Regions from separate parts of the Homo sapiens genome. Here all the other regions are linked to region 3. Evidence: chromatin contacts called from ENCODE Hi-C or POLR2A ChIA-PET data. All regions are on one chromosome and are shown on one strand. The core of a region is the stretch at or near the end of the contact, and the rest is flanking DNA. Distances in the headings are between cores, read along the strand shown. Region 1 overlaps DTX4 (deltex E3 ubiquitin ligase 4). Region 2 holds the start of TCN1 (transcobalamin 1). Region 3 overlaps LOC102723575 (a long non-coding RNA gene).

Region 1 (3,561 bases), core at 767-3,266, 350 kb before region 3:
ATTTGTAGTGATTTCCTGTAAATGTCAAATTCATAAATGTTGGATTCTGCATCTCCGAGAAGGCGTTGTTGCTTCTTTCAGCTCACGGTGACTGCTCCCTTCTCTGAGACCCCATTGCATTTACCATGTCAAACCATAGGTGATCTTGAATCATGTTAACTATTTAAGAAAATGGAAAGCCACAGAATTTCTTATCATTTTGGAACCATGGTCCATAATAAGAGAAAAAGAAAAATCTGGGTTTTTTTCTTGCAGTTTTTTCATTCATTTGTTCTTCCACACTCGTTCATTTATTCAGGCAGGATGTATTTGCTGATCATCTACGTGAGAACTTGTGCCAAGAGCTGCATGGAAGTATCAGTTTTATACTGGTTGAATCTAGAAGGGGTTTTTAAAGAGGGTTCCATCCCTCAGGGGGTCAGGGATCCTCAGAAATTATAGACAAACCTTTGTATGGGGAGGAGGGGATTTGGTCATTGTTACCGGGAGAAAATTTGCCGCTTTTCATGAGCTTCTCAAAGAGGCCTGTGGACTCATTCTGGGCACTGATTAGGAAACCTGTTCTCACTCAATTGTGCTTCAGTTTTTTTCTCACCAAGTGGCCTGAGACTGCCTACTTAATAGGGTATTGGGTGGCAATAGTTGAAATGCTGTTAGAAGATTTTTAGTCCTGACTATCCCAATTCCTATTGTTAAAGAAGAAAACAAACAAAAACCCATGAGGACAAAGGAGAAAATCCACAAGAATCATTCAGAAAATTCTGTTGGCATGGCTCATAGCTTGGAGGCACTTTCTTTATTCTGAGTAGTTAAAAATCCAGAGTGTGCCTCAGGAAACCTGGGCTTCAATTTTAGCAGAGCCACTAATATTACAGAAGCCACATATCTTCTCTGCACTGCAGATTTCTTCTTTTGTAAGACAATAGATGATGAAGATGATGGACAATGATGTTAAACATTTACTGAGCTCTTACTACTCATCAGGCACCACTCACTTAACATTTATAACAGCCCCATAAGGGAAGGACTCTGCGTCATTCCTGTTAGAGAGATGGGGAACAAAAGCCCCAAGAGAGGGTTCCAGCTAATGCAGTGGGAGGTAGCAGCTCTGCATCCAAACCCAGGTCTAAGGACACAGAAACACGTGCTAAATGACCACTCACAGTGCTTTTTGGGTCTGTTCTCTGTTGAAGCTTTATGGGAATTATTATTGTCATTATTATTGAAATTAGTCACAGCCTAACCCCGCTCTTATCAGAAATATTTTGAAAAATGCCATTTGCTTGCTTGCTTTCTGCTTTCAGGGACCGGAACACCCGAATCCTGGGAAGAGTTTCAGCGCCCGAGGCTTCCCACGACACTGTTACCTTCCGGACAGCGAGAAAGGGAGAAAAGTAAGACCGGAAGTTTCCACATAGAACTAGGTTTTAGAATAGATCGGGCAGTTTACTTCTATGTCAAGGCCTAAAGTTTTGCTTCTTACAATGCACAGACCAAAGAGAACTGTGTCTCTTTTAAGTCTAGATGCACACAGTAACAAGGTCAAATTTGAGTCAACCATAGGTGGGGTGGCTACGATTAGAATTAGGTGGGTGGGAGTGGACATTTAGTTTGTGTATTAGCCTGTTCTCACGCTGCTAATAAAGACATAAATGAAACTGGGTAATTTATGAAGGAAAGAGGTTTAATTGACTCTCAGTTCCACGTGGCTGGGAAGTCCCCACAATCATGGCAGAAGATGAAAGGCAACTCTTATATGGTGGCAGTCAAGAAAGAATGAGAGCCAAGTGAAAGGGGAAACCCCTTATAAAACCATCAGATCTTGTGACACTTATTCACTACCATGAGAACAGTATAGGGGAAACTGCCCCCATGATTCAGTTATCTCCCACTGGGTCCCTCCCACAGCATGTGGGAATTATGGGAACTACAATTCAAGATGAGGTTTGGGTGGGGACACAGCCAAACCATGTCAGTTTGTTTCCTCTCTCGGGTATTAGTGGCAATAATTCATCTATTTTAAGATCCTGTGTCTAGAGCCCTGCTGCTTAAACGCTGGTCCTGGGACCAGCGCCAGTGGCACCACATAGGAGCTTGATAGAAATGCAGAACCAGAAGCCACTTCATCTTAACGAGATGCGTAGCTGATCTGACAACACATTGAAGCTGGAGAAACACTGGTCTGGGATAGGGATCTTAATATGTAGATTATTTTCTTTGTATGTACTTTCATATTATTTGACTTTTTCCCAAAAGGGCAGAGAAAACAATCATTGGGTTTCTGGATTCCTAGTGATTCATGATTAGGCTTCAGTGGTTCTATGAACTCTAAAATTAGAATAAAAAATTTATGTTTGTATTTCTATGGATGAGGCCAGAAAATCATTGGATTTTCAAAATCTTTCCCGATCTCAAAAGGAGTAGGAACCATTGATCTAAAGGGAGTATTGGGGGGAATATTAGACAAGATATATTTTAGTGAGCTTTCTCTCCAAATTTCCGCTGCTTACTTCAACAAGTATTTATTCGTCATGCACTTTGCTTGTCAGCAGCTATGGCTATGCTGTTGCTGTGGGTCAGTGTCTTAGTCTGTTCTGGCTGCTGTAACACAGTGCCATAGACGGGGTGCCTTATAAACAATAGACACTTATGTCTCACAATTCTGGAACCTGAGAAGTCCAAGATCAAGGCACAGGCGGGTTTAGTGTCTGGCTAGGACTTGTTCATATGAACCCATCCTGGTTTGTAAATGGTGCCTTCTCACTGTGTCCCCACATGGTAGAAGGGGCAAGGGGTTTCTCTGGGGCCTCTTTTATAAGGGCACTAATGTCATCCATTAGGGTTCTGCTGTCATTACCTAATCACCTCTCCAAGGACCCACCTTCTAATACTGTCACCTTGGGGGTGAGGATTTCAACATAGCAATTTCGTGAGGACACATATTCAGACCATAGCAGCAGCTTCAGTCGGCTCCACGTGTCTTCCTGTTCTGCAGGCCAGGTGGAAGGAGCAGCCCTCCTGTGGCCCATGCCCTTCCCATGGAAGGGGGCAGAGGACAAACAGAGAACCCAAGCGGAAGTGTGTAATCCCATTTAGAGCCCCTGGATGCTTGTTACTTCCACTCACCCTTCACAGGCCCCAACAAGTCCTGGGCAAGCCAGATAAGGGGTGGGACAGTGACCTTTCTACAGGGAGGCACTTTGGGTTTCATGTCAAAGGGTATGGATATGGTCTCCCCCTACAGGTGGCAGGCAGGTATTTTGGAAGAAATAGAAAATCAACCACACTGAGAAGATGTGCGAGTGCAGTGTCCCCAGATTAGGGGTCAGGACCATCCCTGATACTGTTTACCTTGAAGAGCCAGATTTCTGTGCTTGAGCCCTGGAGCTACATCCCAACTGTTGGCGAAATGCCTCCACTGTAAAGTCCTGCGGTTAAAACTAGAATCCTGTTGCCAAGAGCTGCTTTTCTTCCAGGCCTCCCTCTTTATGTTAATGACATATTCAGAGTCCCTGGTACCCAGATGGGCACATTAACCTTCTTGGACTCCTGTTCTTATCC
Region 2 (3,484 bases), core at 646-3,145, 320 kb after region 3:
ACTTCATTGTCTGATTACCCAGCTGGCTGGGCATCGAGATCATTATTTAGCATTATGCAGCCTGTAAAAAACTCTCCAGTTTTAGCCTACAATATGCCCCAATTCCAGAGATGGAGGGAAGTCACATTATACTGTGGAAGTAGGAAAATCCATAGCTCCCAAGGAAATAGAGGAGAATAAAAAGATTTACTATTTATTTAAACACAGGACACTTTGTCAATGTATTTTTCCATAATCTTGAGGAGTAGCCCCAAATCCTACATATCTCCAGATTATCTAATGGATTAGTGGGAGAGTGAGAAGAACATGAGGTTTGGATTCAGATTTTGGCCACATTTTGTGCTCCTTAACTTATGACTGTGGATAATAACTTATGTAACTTGTTTTACTCTTAGTTTTCTCATTTAAAAATTGTGGCTGTTAACACTTACCTTACAGATATTGGACAAGAAACCACCGAATAAACTGTAAAATGCTGCACATACTATTATTTCCAGCTCAACTGGAGTTTTTATCACTATACTTGAGAATCAAGGAAATGTAATTTCTCTTGCCCAGTTTTCTTTACTTTAAAAGAATGAGTCAAGAAGATCTGAATAGAGTGATTGTAGAAAGGTCATGGTTTGTTGCAGACACAATGGAACAATTGTGAGTCAGTTCTCTGAGATTTTGTGGAACCATCCAGCTCAGCAGATTTTCTGGCCCTGAAACAGACTTTTTAGTTCCTGATCAACAACTCAAATCAGCTTCCTTGAGTCTCAAAGATAAATTTAATTATTATCATTATTATTTAAAATGAATTGAAAGCTAAAACCTACATAGCCATTCCCTATTCTTAGGATCCAACAGGGGAAATGTCAAGCCAAGAAGAAAAATCAGAGTCAGAAGAGTCTATGCTTTAGCCTGTATGTATACAAGCCTGTCTTCTGTGGTGTTCTCTTCTTACTGGTTAGAGAGCACAGATAGTACCACCTAGTAATCTTTGGACTGGTTTGAAGCTCAATTTCAGAGTAAAGTCTCACAAAAGAGAATTCATGCACTTGAGAACTGCACCAGACTTCATGAGATAATTTGCTTCAATAGTCTCCCCTCATTATCCTTTATTTATGAATGAAGCTAAAGAAATTCAGAAATGTTGGGTCATTCAATAACTAAGGGATCAAACTAAACCTGAATTTAGTTTTCCCTTCTCTTACTTTAAAGTTCTTTTACAGAACCACACAATCTCTGGGGTCAACACCCATGCAAGAGATGATGGAACTTTATCCCATGTGTCCTGGGAAAGAGTTGAAGGAAGGTGGACATGCAACTTGGAACATCTAAACTCACTCATGACAAGACAGCAGTCATCACTATTTGAAAGAGATTATTATTTTTTTCTATGTAGTTACAAGGGGTTAACCCAAAAATCATGCATTGAATTTCAGGGAAAAAAGATTGCATATCAAGACCAAAAGATAACTTTCCATGATCTAGAAAAGTTTCTGGGAGCATAAATTTTCTGTCATTGAAAAGTCACATGAATAGGGAGTTACTTGGTAGGGATGCTGTGCTAGAGAGGATCTGAGCATAGAAAGAGCAGTTAGGCAAGTGAATACACAATCTATAATTCCTCTTACAACAACATGCATTGTGAGACTTTCCTCACCATCTCCTGCCACCCTTTTCATCATTCATGGAGTCCAACCACATACGAAACTGGAATGGGATCTTTTCTCAGGTAACTCTACATAGAGTCTCTTGTCAACAGTTTTCAGTAGACTATCACTCTAGAGTAATTTTAGCTCAAAGTTTACTCACCACAAATCTCGCATAGTTGGCTTGGAATAAAAGAAAACAGTAAGAGCCCCACTAGGGGCAGCTGGTGTGACTGTCTCATCTCTCCAACAGTGTACCAGAATGTTGATGAATTGGCTGGCTATTTATTAAGTGATGGGCAGAAGGTAATGAGAGCTCCTCCTTCAGGTTGCCTCAGCCTCTTTTCACTCAAGCAAATATTGAGCAATGTCAGGAGGTGTGGTCAAGTGTATTTGTCCATGTGATGTAATAAATAAGGAAGAAGACTTGAAGGATGTGGTTAGGGAGAATAAGGCAATAACTTTCCTTTGTCTCCTGTCCTAAACCTTCGGGTTTCATATCTATTATTTGCCTTCCGTGCAGTGAAGATATATTAGGCAAATGACTGTTTCCTATAATCTTTCCTTTTTTTTCCGTTTCACTTTATGTTTTATGTTTCCTGATAAAGTAGATTTGATCATGCAAACACATACAACATATAAAAATGGAAGTAAAAGAAGACATCCAAATGGGAAGCAGGCATATGAAAAAGTGCTTGAAAAGGTGCTTAACATCATTGATCATCAGATAAATGGAAATCAAAGCTACAATGAGATATCCTCTCATCTCAGCTAAAAATGGCTTTATTCAAAACACAGGCAATAACAAATGCTGGCACGGATGTAGAGAAAAGGGAAGCCTTGTACACTGTTGGTGGGAATGTAAATTAGTACAATCACTATGGAGAACAGTTTGGAGCTTCCTCAAAAAACTAAACATAGAGCTACCATATGATCCAGCAATCCCACTGCTGGCTATATACCCAAAAGAAAGAAGACCAGTATATTGAAGAGATATCTGCACTCCCATGTTTGTTGCAGCACTGTTTACAATAACCAAGATTTGGAAGCAAGCTAAGTGTCTATCAACAGATAAATGAACACAGCAAATGTACATATACACAATGGAGTACTATTCAGCCATATAAAAGAATGAAATCCTGTCAGTTGTGACAAAATGGATGGAACTGGAGATAATTATGTTAAGTGAAATAAGCCAGGCACAGAAAGACATACATTGCATGTTCTCACTTATTTGTGGGATCTAAAAATCAAAACAATTGAATTCATAGAGATAGAGAATGAAAAGATGGTTACTGGGGGCTGGGAAGGCTAGTGGTGGGAAGGAGATGCGGAGGGTTAATGGGTACAAAATATTGGAAAGAATGAATAAGACCTACTATTGGTAGCATAACAGGGTGACTATAGTCAATAATAATTTAATTGTACATTTTAAATAACTAATAGTATAACTGGATTGTTTGTAACGTAAAGGATAAATGCTTGACAGGATGAATACCCCCTTCTCTATGATGTGATTATTACGCATTGCATGCCTGTATCAAAACATTTCATGAGCCCCATAAATATATACACCTACTATGTACCTACAAAAATTGAAATAAAAAAATTTAAAAACGGAAGTAAAAGTTGTAAGTCTGAAATTGAAGCAGGCAGTATTGGAGAACCCAGCACATGAGGGGATCTTTGGCATAGTGGTTTCCAAACTATGATTTTTCTCCTAAGATAGATTCCATGAGAGTTTCCTAACCAAGGAGGAAAACCAGAGAGCTATACATCAAATGTGAATTTCTGCCCTGCCAGGGCAGTTGCTACATGTGAGAAGTGTTGCCTATCACAGTTCTTCT
Region 3 (3,625 bases), core at 758-3,257:
CAAACTGTCAAGAACAGGGAGTAGTTGGTTTTATTTTATTTTATTTTATTTTATTTTATTATACTTTATGTTCTAGGGTACATGTGCACAAAGTGCAGGTTTGTTACATATGTATACATGTGCCATGTTGGTGGGCTGCACCCATTAACTCATCATTTAACATTAGGTATATCTCCTAATGCTATCCCTCCCCCTTCCCCCCACCCCAAAACAGGCCCTGGTGTGTGATGTTCCCCTTCCTGTGTCCAAGTGTTCTCATTGTTCAATTCCCACCTATAAGTGAGAACATGCAGTGTTTGGTTTTTTGTCCTTGCAATAGTTTGCTGAGAATGATGGTTTCCAGCTTCATCCGTGTCTCTACAAAGGACATGAACTCATCGTTTTTTATGGCTGCATAGTATTCCATGGTGTATATATGCCACATTTTCTTAATCCAGTCTATCATTGATGGACATTTGGATTGGTTCCAAGTCTTTGCTATTGTGAATAGTGCCACAATAAACATACATGTGCATGTGTCTTTATAGCAACATGATTTATAGTCCTTTGGGTATATACCCAGGAATGGGATGGCTGGGTCAAATGGTATTTCCAGTTCTAGATCCTTGAGGAGTCGCCACACTGTCTTCCACAATGGTTGAACTAGTTTACAGTCCCACCAACAGTGTAAAAGTGTTCCTATTTCTCCACATCCTCTCCAGCACCTGTTGTTTCCTGACTTTTTAATGATCACCATTCTAACTGGTGTGAGATGGTATCTCATTGTAGTTTTGATTTGCGTTTCTCTGATGGCCAGTGATGATGAGCACTTTTTCATGTGTCTGTTGGCTGCATAAATGTCTTATTTTGAGAAGTGTCCGTTTATATCCTTTGCCCACTTTTTGATGGGGTTGTTTGATTTTTTCTTATACATTTGTTTAAGTTCTTTATAGATTCTGGATATTAGCCCTTTGTCAGATGGGTAAATTGTACAAATTTTCTCCCATTCTTTAGGTTGCCTGTACACTTGATGGTAGTTTATTTTGCTGTGCAGAAGCTCTTTAGCTTAATGAGATCCCATTTGTCTATTTTGGCTTTTGTTGCCATTCCTTTTGGGGTTTTAGTCATGAAGTCCTTGCCCATGCCTATGTCCTGAATGGTATTGCCTAGGTTTTCTTCTAGGGTTTTTATGGCTTTAGGTCTAACATTTAAGTCTTTAATCCATCTTGAATTAATTTTTGTATAAGATGTAAGGAAGGGATCCAGTTTCAGCTTTCTACATATGGCTAGCCAGTTTTCCCAGCACCATTTATTAAAGAGGGAATCCTTTCCCCACTTCTTGTTTTTGTCAGGTTTGTCAAAGATCAGATGGTTGTAGATGTGTGGTATTATTTCTGAGGGCTCTGTTCTGCTTCATGGGTCTATATCTGTTTTGGTACCAGTACCATGCTGTTTTGGTTACTGTAGCCAAGTTCGTTTTAAAGATAATAATGAGGGTAGGGGAGAAGATACCAGAAAGACGACAAGGGCTGGGGCACCAGGGAAGGGAGGAAATGAAGCAAAAGATAGGCTGGAGAGGGAGATGAAATCTCAGAGGGCTCTTGTGGGTGAGGAGATGGAACGTGACATTTACACTTTAGAGAAGTCACTCTGTTTGCTGTGTGAAGCATTGATTGGAGTGTGCAAAACTGGAGACAGGGACACACTTGGTATTCCAGGACAGAGACGACAGAAACCTGAACTAAGTAGCAAAATGGAGGAGAAGTCGTTGTGAAACCGCCCAATGGGCTCACCTTACCCACTGCCTAAACAGAGCCGATTCCTCAAGACAGGGGAATCGCAATAAAGAAATAGCCATTCACGCAAAGCCGGCTGAGCGGGAGACCGGAGTTTTATTTTTACTCAAATCAGTCTCCCCGAACATTTGGGGATCAAAGTTTTTAAAGAGAATGTGGTGGGAGTGCAGGAGCAGTGAGTTGGAGAGTGCTGATTGGTTGGGTCGGAGGTGAAATTACGGCGCGTCCCTGTCTTCCTGCGCTGAGTCAGTTCCTGGGTGTGAGTCACAAGATCAGATGGGCCGGTTTCTCGATATGGGTGGTGCCAGTTGATCCATCAAGAGTAGAGTCTGCAAAACATCTCAGGCACTGATCTTGGGAGCAGTTTAGGGAAGGTCAGAATCTTGTGGCCTCCAACTACTTGACTCCTAAACCGTAATTTCTAATACTGTGGCTAACTTTAGTAGTCTAGTCTCCAGGCAAGAAGGGAGTTTGTTCTGGGAAAGGGCTGTTATTGTCATTTTTTAAAACTATAAACTAAGTTCCTCCCAAAGTTTTTTCAGCCTGCGCCCAGAAATGAACAAGGACAGCTTGGAGGTTAGAGGCAAGATGGAGTCGTTTAAGTTGGACCTCTTTCACTGTCTCAGTCATAATTTTGCAAAGGCGGTTTCAGTTGCAGACAAAAGGATCCGCAGGCTCCAGTGACTGTCTGCATGGCGGGAGAAAACACAAGGTAATCGCTCAGTGTCTGGCTGGAGTCCTGGGTAGATGGTGATATCATTCACCAAGAAGGGAAATAACAGAAGGAGCCCATGTTTGGGGGGAAAATTATATGTTCTGTTTTAACAACTTAGGCTATGGGTTGAATTCTGTCCCCTTGAAATTCATATGTTTAAGTCCCAACCCCCAGTACCTTAGAACATAACTTTATTTGGAGACAGGATCTTTACAGAGGTAAAGTTAAAGTAAAGTTAAGATAAAGGTAACGTTAAAATGTGGTTATTAGGGTAGGCCCTGATACTATATAATTGGTGTCCCTTACAAAAAGGGGAAATTTGGAGACCAAGATGCCCATAAAGGGAAGACGGTGTGAAGCGATAGAGACAGAGGACAATGATTTACAAGCCAAGGAGCAAACAGATTTGATATGCTTAGCAATTAGCATTTTCTAGAAATGTCCCCAAGGAAAAGCCTTATTGTTCTACGCAAATTGAACCAGACTTACCTGGCAATACAATAACAGTAGATGACATTTACTCTGTGCTTACTATACACAGATCATTTAATCCTAGCACTTTGGAAGGCTAAGGTAGGCGGATTACCTGAGGCTGGGAGTTCAAGACCAGCCTGGCCAACATGGTGAAACCCGGTCTCTACTAAAAATACAAAAATTAGCTGGGCGTGGTGGCAGGTGCCTGTAATCCCAGCTACTCGGGAGGCTGAGGCAGGGTAATAGCTTGAGCCCAGGAGGTGGAGGTTGCAGTGAGCTGAGATTGTGCCAATGCACTTCAGCCTGGCCTGGCCAACAGAGCGAGACTGTCTCAAAAAATAATAATAATAATAAATTAATTAATAATAAATAAATCTTCTCCAGAATCATGTGAGCTATTGTCCCCATTTTAGAGGAGGAAGCTAGCCCATAGCAGTTAAGCAACTAGCCCAAGGTCACATAGACTGGTATATACTGTGGTAAGTTCACACAACCAAGAGGAGATAACACTGAACCTCGATTTGGCTCTGGGGTTGCCTGTGTTGAATCTCTGGAGTCTACACCACACTGCCCAAAACTATGCTGTTTATGAGAAGGGAACTAACCCAACCTAAGGAACGCAGGAAAGCAGAAGGGAGTTTGATGAACTCAAGGAGGATGT

Evidence for each region. A loop is a pair of places that touch in the nucleus more often than their neighbours do. ChIA-PET counts read pairs that join two places held with the same protein, here RNA polymerase II (POLR2A). Pooled maps may share reads with other maps.
Region 1: a loop to region 3 is called in a map of lower leg skin, with 10 times the contacts of the local background. The contact joins two enhancer-like sites. A Hi-C loop is called at or near these places in 4 of 168 maps with a recorded cell type or tissue (A673, GM12878 and lower leg skin), 27 of 37 single-sample maps with no recorded cell type and 11 of 50 pooled maps. POLR2A ChIA-PET finds 5 or more read pairs at or near these places in 2 of 52 experiments (H1 and activated T-cell).
Region 2: a loop to region 3 is called in a map of posterior vena cava, with 12 times the contacts of the local background. The contact joins the promoter of TCN1 here to the enhancer-like site in region 3. A Hi-C loop is called at or near these places in 2 of 168 maps with a recorded cell type or tissue (PC-9 and posterior vena cava) and 4 of 50 pooled maps.

The regions. Positions count from the first base shown.
Region 1 is chr11:59,198,380-59,201,940 of GRCh38, forward strand. DTX4 (deltex E3 ubiquitin ligase 4) reads left to right here. Exons shown (of 9, transcript NM_015177.2): 8 at 1,305-1,394. Among named protein-coding and RNA genes, the nearest start is that of MPEG1, 13 kb to the right of the region's middle. RefSeq lists enhancers at 1,970-3,169, 3,095-3,274, 3,295-3,344. Within about 2 kb of position 2,017, at least 4 of the 41 ENCODE cell types and tissues checked have a DNase peak (open chromatin) inside an H3K27ac peak, as active enhancers do.
Region 2 is chr11:59,864,592-59,868,075 of GRCh38, forward strand. TCN1 (transcobalamin 1) reads right to left here and starts at 1,896. Exons shown (of 9, transcript NM_001062.4): 1 at 1,801-1,896. The coding sequence starts at 1,879.
Region 3 is chr11:59,543,489-59,547,113 of GRCh38, forward strand. LOC102723575 (a long non-coding RNA gene) reads left to right here. Exons shown (of 4, transcript XR_950136.2): 3 at 2,309-2,487. Among named protein-coding and RNA genes, the nearest start is that of TRV-TAC1-1, 5.4 kb to the right of the region's middle. RefSeq lists an enhancer at 1,550-2,749. Within about 2 kb of position 2,008, at least 2 of the 41 ENCODE cell types and tissues checked have a DNase peak (open chromatin) inside an H3K27ac peak, as active enhancers do.